2 separate regions of the Homo sapiens genome follow, and region 1 is linked to region 2. A link is a contact called in ENCODE Hi-C or POLR2A ChIA-PET data. All regions are on one chromosome and are shown on one strand. Each heading gives the region's core, a stretch centred on a gene start or an enhancer-like site at or near the end of the contact. The rest is flanking DNA. Distances are from core to core; before and after follow the strand shown.

What was found. A loop is a pair of places that touch in the nucleus more often than their neighbours do. ChIA-PET counts read pairs that join two places held with the same protein, here RNA polymerase II (POLR2A). Pooled maps may share reads with other maps.
Region 1: a loop to region 2 is called in a map of B cell, with 13 times the contacts of the local background. The contact joins two enhancer-like sites. A Hi-C loop is called at or near these places in 2 of 168 maps with a recorded cell type or tissue (B cell and endothelial cell of hepatic sinusoid), 3 of 37 single-sample maps with no recorded cell type and 6 of 50 pooled maps. POLR2A ChIA-PET finds 5 or more read pairs at or near these places in 3 of 52 experiments (B cell, activated B cell and activated CD4-positive, alpha-beta T cell).

What each region holds. Positions count from the first base shown.
Region 1 is chr16:87,701,088-87,704,670 of GRCh38, reverse strand. It overlaps a transcript of KLHDC4 not described here. Among named protein-coding and RNA genes, the nearest start is that of KLHDC4, 63 kb to the left of the region's middle. RefSeq lists enhancers at 1-46, 696-1,895, 1,931-2,180, 2,911-2,960 and a silencer at 2,301-2,360. Within about 2 kb of position 2,175, at least 6 of the 41 ENCODE cell types and tissues checked have a DNase peak (open chromatin) inside an H3K27ac peak, as active enhancers do.
Region 2 is chr16:87,635,070-87,638,798 of GRCh38, reverse strand. The region is part of intron 1 of JPH3 (junctophilin 3); the gene reads right to left. Among named protein-coding and RNA genes, the nearest start is that of JPH3, 34 kb to the right of the region's middle. RefSeq lists an enhancer at 2,902-3,081. Within about 2 kb of position 2,243, at least 5 of the 41 ENCODE cell types and tissues checked have a DNase peak (open chromatin) inside an H3K27ac peak, as active enhancers do.

The DNA.
Region 1 (3,583 bases), core at 926-3,425, 66 kb before region 2:
GTCACTGGGGGACCAAATACCAAGATGCCCGTTGGTGAGAGAGACCCTCCCCAGGACCCTCCCCAGGCGCCTCCTTCTCCGTGACGTTCAGGACCCTCCCCAGGCGCCTCCTTCCCCGTGACGTTCAGGACCCCTCCCCAGGGCCCTCCCCAGGCGCCTCCTTCCCCGTGACGTTCAGGACCCTCCCCAGGCGCCTCCTTCCCTGTCATGTTCAGGACCCTCCCCAGGCGCCTCCTTCCCCGTGACGTTCAGGACCCTCCCCAGGCGCCTCCTTCCCTGTCATGTTCAGGACCCTCCCCAGGCGCCTCCTTCCCTGTGACATTCAAGACCCTCCCCAGGGCCCTCCCCAGGCGCCTCCTTCCCCGTGTGGTTCAGGACCCTCCCCAGGCGCCTCCTTCCCCGTGACGTTCAGGACCCTCCCCAGGGCTCTCCACAGGCGCCTCCTTCCACGTGTCGTTCAGGTGACGAGGCGAGACCCCGCGCTGGACGTGGCACTCGGGTGTTGGAGTGAGGTGGCGGCGCCGTGTGCTTGATGGTTTCCATCAGAGAAGAGTCAGCCTTCCTCCAGAAGGAGCGGGGGATGGTGGTTCCCCAGCCCGGAAGGAAAAGGAGCCGAGCTCTAGCTGTGATCACGGCCTCAGCCTGCCTGCCTTTGTGCATGGAAGGAACTTGCTAGTGACCGCTGCTCTCCTGGGCAGTGTAAGAGTGTTGTGTGGAGGCCGGGGGCGCTGGAGGCCAGTCTCGTTTTCATAGCCCAGATGGCTCCCGGCGCAGGTTGCAGTCACCTCCATTACTCTTTCACGAGAGAGCTGCAGCAATGCCATCTGGGGCCTGGCCACACCTGGTCACTGGTGTCCCGAGGCACACAAGCAGTCCCTGCCGGAAGCTGACACACTGTCATGGCCAAGGGCCACAGTGCAGGTACCACGGTGACCCGGCTTCCCTGAGTCCAGCTCACGCCCGTTTTCCTTGTCTCAACCTTCAGAGCCCTTCCAAGCCCCCACTGGCTGCAGCCCACCCAGGGGACCCACCTTTAGAGGCTGGACTCAGGCTTCACTGAGGGGTGAGAAGCGCAGGTTTACAAAGCTCTGGCTGGGAAGAAATTGAGTAACCACTCCCTGAGAAACAAACGGAGACGTTTAATTACATGAACGCACACATTTTAAAAACCGCCTGTGCACTCCCGGAGGGCAGAGCCTGCCTCTCTGGTTATTTTTGTGTCCTCCATTCACTTACAGGCTGTGACAAACCCTGTGCCCACGCTGCCTCCACTGCCGGGAGACTCAGGGCTGGGGGAGACATGCCCTGGTCACCACTGCGGAGACTCAGGGCTGGGGGAGACATGCCCTGGCCACCAGTGGTGAGCCAGCGAGACAGGACCCCACGCGCGCTGACCCGGGGACGCCATGGAACTCACTCGCGATTCCTGCACGCGCGCTGACCCGGGGACGCCATGGAACTCACTCGCGATTCCTGCTCACAGCACGTTTCCTGCTCGAAAACCAGGAGAGCCTCCACGTGCCGACTAGCTCTGTCCACACATCCATTGCGCAGCTCTGCAGCGGAAGGACCTTCAGTAAAGACGCTGGTTTGTAACGAGAGAAGCGTTCCAAAGTGTCACACGACATTGTTTATTACTAAAAGGAGCAGAATTTCTTTTTAATCTTGACAGTGTTGTTTTCGTAACAGTATGATTTAAACTGTTACATTCATTTAGGAAAACTTTTTTTCATTTCATAAGTAATCAAGCTATCTTTCCAGCTTAAAAGCAAAGAAAAAAGGCTCAGGGTAACTTTTTAAACCACTTCATCAATAAGAAAAGTTCTCTCTGTCATTGCACGGCGTGATTGTACACAGTATTAGCAAGCAGTTCACATGCGCCAGGGCCGACTTGGAAGGAAACACAGGTTAACACTGTTTCCTGTCCGAGTTCACAGAGATGTTTGCAGCAGGCTCAGTTGCTTTGGCAGCTGGAGCGAGGGTGCCTCTTCCGCGTGGCTCCCCTGAGCAGAGAGGCCCCTGTGGTTTTTTTCTCCGCCGGGCTCTGGGGACAGGGTTTCTGTGGAAATGGCAAATGGTGCAGATGAGCAGAGTCCTGCTAGAGAGGTCAGCTCAGCGTCCAGGAGGGGGCGCCTGCCCCCGAGGAGGCCACGGACATGCCTGGGAAGTTGCTGCCGGAGAAGTGTGCTCTGATGTGGCTACATTTGGGGACGCGGGCTCCCCAGAGGCCCAAGCGAGAAAGCCGGGGGTTCCCAGGCTGGGGGTGCAGGACGGGCCAGGCACTGCCCTGCAGGGCCCGCCCCCCTGCCCCTGCACCCTCACACCCATCTTCCTCTCTCAGCCTGACCCCAGGGCCTGGGAGCCCCCGGCAGACCGGCCCTCCTTGCCAAACAGTGGCTGCCCTTTATGGACTCGGCGCCTGGCAGAGCCACTGTGGAGGAGGAGTTGGCTGTCATGGTCAGGGGAGGCAGCCCTTGGGTTGTCAAGGTTGGTGGTCAACGTTGAACCCATATCTGCTGGAATCTCCCGGTCTGTTCCACACACGATCATGCGGGAAGCTCTGGGACCCGAAGGCTGTTCTGATCTCGGGGGTCACAAGTTCTCACAGCAGCCTGGGGTCACCAGGGACCAGACCCGGCGTTAGCCTCTGTAAGGAGCTGCCTGGCTGCTGGGCTGAGCTTTGTTGCAGGCCCAGGAAGATGACCAAGAAGGACAGAGCAGAGCCCCATCTACCACTGCTGGGAGGGCCCGAGGGAGCACGTGCACAGCAGAGCCCCATCCTCCACTCCCTGGGCTCGAAGAGGCTTCCTCGGTGTGGATGGCAGCTGTTAACGAGCAGTGGTGGTGCAGCTGGAGGCCTCTGTCCCATGGGGCACAGACGGGAGAAGGATGGCGGACGGGTGTGCACGCTTGGGAGGACGGGCGGGCGGCATAGGCCTGAGCAGGTGGCATGGGCGCACGAGAAGGGTGTGTCTGAGACAGGATGTTTATCCCAAATGCCAGGAGTGGACGAGGCGGACGAGTGGCAGTGAGGTAGGCATGTGAGGTTGTTGCCTGGCCCACTCTGCCGACCCCAGAAACCCAGCGGCCTGGGCCCAGCACCCGGCTACACATGGGGTGAGCTCACGCCCACACTGTGGCCTGTGCCCGTCACGGGGCTGCTTGCTTCTCCTAGGCTTGGGAACAAGCTGGCATGAACGCTGTGGCCGCATTCACAGCTCAGGCACTTCCACTTTGGGTTTCATGAAGAAACAGACTTAAAGAGCATTTGTTCCTAATGGGTGGGCTGAAGCTTGGGAGGAGCATTCAGCTTCTCTCCACAGTATGGCTTCACCTGTTCCTGAGCGCCCTGCTACCCTCTTGCTAACCTGGGTGGCTGAGGTCCTCTGCTTTGGTGGCGTTGACTTCCCGTCTGCAGCCAGCGCCAGGTGCCAGCCCCCGCCTCTGCTCATCGGGAAGCGCTGGCCTGCAGGTGCTTTGTGGTTGCCACGGACCCTTGTTCTGTCCCTTTCCAGCACCCACCCCCCACGCGCTGTGCATTCCGTAGTTCATTTTCAAGGCAGGGGGCACATGGTGAAAATAC
Region 2 (3,729 bases), core at 994-3,493:
GTCCCTGAATTCTCAGCACTCTATGGCTGGATGTTGTCGTTCCCATTCTACAGGAGGGGAAGCAGAGAAGCCTCTCTACAGACATGGAGACCAGAGGCCAACACTGGCTCATTCTCAGCAGGTGAGCAGAGCAGGGACCCCGGGTCCCGGTACTCCTCACTCTCCTCACTCCCCAAGCCCTGCCATGAACCAAGCCGACCCACCTCAGCCCTGCCCCTGTCCCCTCCTACCTAACCCTTGTCCTCAGAGGGGAGCCAGGAGCCCTCATGTTCACTGTTCCGGCACAATTCTTGAGGCCGCCCCTTCAAGTGCTCTGTACAGTCCTGGTCTGTGGATCATGGTGGTCGCTCCTGTGTCTCCCCAGTAGCCTCTGGCGTTCCGGCCATGAACAGCACCCCCACCCTGTGCTCCACGGTCCAGGCACTTAGGTGTCCAGTGAACGTGTCTGTTCACCAGCAAAGGGCTGGAGCAAACACAAAACACAGCTGAGACAGGAGAATCATTTGAGGCCAGGAGTTCAAAGCCAGCCTGGGCAACATAGTGAGACCCCATCTCATTAAAAATTAAAATTTTAAAAGGAGGCCGGGTGTGGTGGCTCATGCCTATAATCTCAGCACTTTGGGAGGCCAGGCAGGTAGATCACCTGAGGTCAGGAGTTCGAGACCAGCCTGGCCAATATGGTGAAACCTCATCTTCACTAAAACTATAAAAATTAGCAGGGCATGGTGGCGGGCACCTGTAGTCCCAGCTACTGGGGAGGCAGAGGCAGGAGAATTGCTTGAACCCAGGAGGCAGAGGCTGCTGCAGTGAGCCAAGATTGTGCCACTGCACTCCAGTCTGGGCAACAAGAGTGAAACCCCATCTCAAAAAAAAATTTTTTTTTTAAAGAAAAACACAAAACAGCACTGCTCTGACAACACAGAACACCAGCAGCCCCCGCACGGGGTGCTGGTCACACCCCCAACTGGAGCTCGGCATGGGAACACCACCCAGGAGGCCAGCATCTGGAATCCTTGAGCAAGAAGCCAACCCCGGGGGCACAGGGAGTCTGCTTTCCCTCGACATTCGCCCAGGGCACCACGAGGCGGAATGGCCTTCAAGCATAGACTCCAGTGGTGGCTGTTATCCCAGGGTTGTCCCCGAGAAAGTCCCAGATCTGGAAAGGAGAGCAGAAGGGCCTGTGAGTCACTAGGGTCTCACCCAGCTTTGTCTTTACAACTTCGGACTCCACGTCAGCGCAGCACGTGACTGGGTCCCATGACTCCGGGGGTCAGAGACATGCACACAGGACACACTTCAGGCCCAACACCGGCGCAAAATGAGAACAGACCCCGTACCACAAGCCTTCATTTAAAACACACACACACACACACACAAACACACACACTCTCTCTCTCTCTCTCTCTCCCCCATAACATGAACAGGTAAATCCAGAGACAGACGGATGATGGCCGGGGAGGAGCAGGAATGGCTGCTCACAGGGCTGGGGTTTTGGGGTGATGAAAGTGGCCTGCAACCTGATAGAGCTGATGATCAGAACCCCGTGAATGTGCTAGTGCCACTGAATTGCATATTGTAAAATGTGAATTTTATACTATGCCAATAAAACAACGTAGTGAGGTGAGGGTAGCAGAGCAGGGGGCGGAAGCACAGCGAAATAAAAATACAGATGTAAGATTTCCGACTCCTAAGATAAAAGAACGGCTGGTCAAATCCTAGGGGCTTTGAGAACACAGTCAGGGACCCAGGATCTCGCAGCAAACTCCCGTGGCCGACAGGGCCTTGTGGAGGCCTGACCCCCGTCATGCTGGAGCCTGGCCGGCAGTGCTGGGGAGCGTGTGGACCTGAAACCAGGCAGCCGCGTCCAGGCCCCACTGCGCTGCGCGTACTATGGCCGGGGAAGGTCAGTCACATCTCGGAGCTGAGTTAGTTTCCACACCTGTAAGATAGGGTGACAATCGCACCCACCTCTAGGTTTAAGCGACGCATGAACTGACGGAGCTCTGGCCATGCCTCCCGGCACAGTGTAATGAGGGTCGCCGGAGTCTTTCCTGCCCCGTGTTTGCAACTGCACGGTGTTGGATTTTTGCCCCTGGTGGGAACATAGCTCTGATTTTATAACTGATATCAGTAAGAAAAGGGGTTTGGCTACACGAAAGCACACGGCCTTCAGTTCTGCCGTGACTGCCTGCGTAGCCTGACCTCATCACCCCACAGCAGAGGGCACCAAAGCGCCGGGAACAGGCAGTGAGGGACAGGGCTTCCCCCAGACGGGAGCTCTGCGGGCTGGGCCTCCACGCTCGCCGCAGTTGCTCCTCTCCCTCGCTCCCTCGGTTGCTCAATAAAGCGACAGCCACTGTGACGGAGCTATTGAGCGCACACGCCTGCACCATCAGCTCGGCCACCCCCAGCCCTTTGCATTTATGCTTGATTAAGTAAACAAAAAGTCTGGGCTCAGTTCCTTGGCTGTGCCAGCAACACCCTAGTGCTTGGCGGCCAACCGCGGCTGAGGGCAACTGAGCTGAACGGCGCAGATGCAGGACGCCCCCGCCCCCACCCCACCCCAGGGCACGTGGTGGAGGCCTCTCCCAAGGTCAAGATCCAAGGCTGTGGGGGGCAAACCCAAGCCGCTGATTCCCAAAGCCTGTCCCATCGAACCTAACTGGTCACCTGCAGAACAGGCGGCTTGTGTGCATGAAGACAGGACCCAGTGTCGGGGGGACAAAGCTGCCCCGCAAGCTGCCCATCTCTGTGGGCCGCCGCGAGGGTCTGGCTCGGTCAGCACGGCCCCCAGAGCTAGATAATGTCCTGTCTGCTCCAGTTGCCCTGGCCCTGGGGCCCCGGAAGACACCCCAGAGGAAGGTGGGTTCGCAGGGTGCCCTGCTTCCTTCCAGACCCTCTCAGGAGGGTGTGGCTGCAGTGGATGTCGGTGCTGCCTCCGCACACAGGAGCCCCCGGCTCTGCTGCAGCCACCTCACCCACCGATGGCCCAAACACTGAGAGAGGAAGTCGGAAGACGTGGGTGGACCCCAGCTGAGGAACAAACCCCCTAAACCTTGCCCGTGAAACGCCGACTAGAACCACCACAGACTCGCAGAGAGCGGATGAGATGAGGCCGCCAGCAGGTGTCACTCGAGCCACAGCTGCGTCCCCACAGGGCTGTACCCCTCCCTTCCTGTTCTGCCAGGCTGGCATGGCCTGAGAAGCTGCATTCCTAATGCTCAAGGGACCCTGCTCGGAGATCCGCTGGGACAGTCACTCAGCGCCTGGCCTGCTTGGTCAGCAGCATTGTCTGGGTCCGAAAGCCAGAGCCCTGGGCCAGCACAGCCCCTCAGCCGGCCTTGTGGGTAAGTATGGCTGGCAGGCTCTTGCTGCTGCCTGTCTCTCACCAGGGCCTGCACATCTCACACCCTTGTTTCTTTTCCTCCTCTGAAGCCCCACCCGTCAGCTGACACTCTTCCCAAAACTTTAGTTTCGGAGCCCGGGGTCCCAGCTGGAGAGAGCGCAGCCCTCACCAGGTGCTCCACCTCCTCAGGGCCATGGACAGATGCCCCAGGTCAACACCTCCAAAGAGCACCTGAGAGGTCCCAGGGTGGGGCAAGGTGAACGCTTTGCTGGGAGGAGCAAGGAGCCCACTAAAGACCTGAGCTCATGGCCACAGCCCTGCCCAGGAGACACTCACTCATGTGCGGCCCCGACCCATGAGTTCTGGCAGGCAAAAGCCCCCAC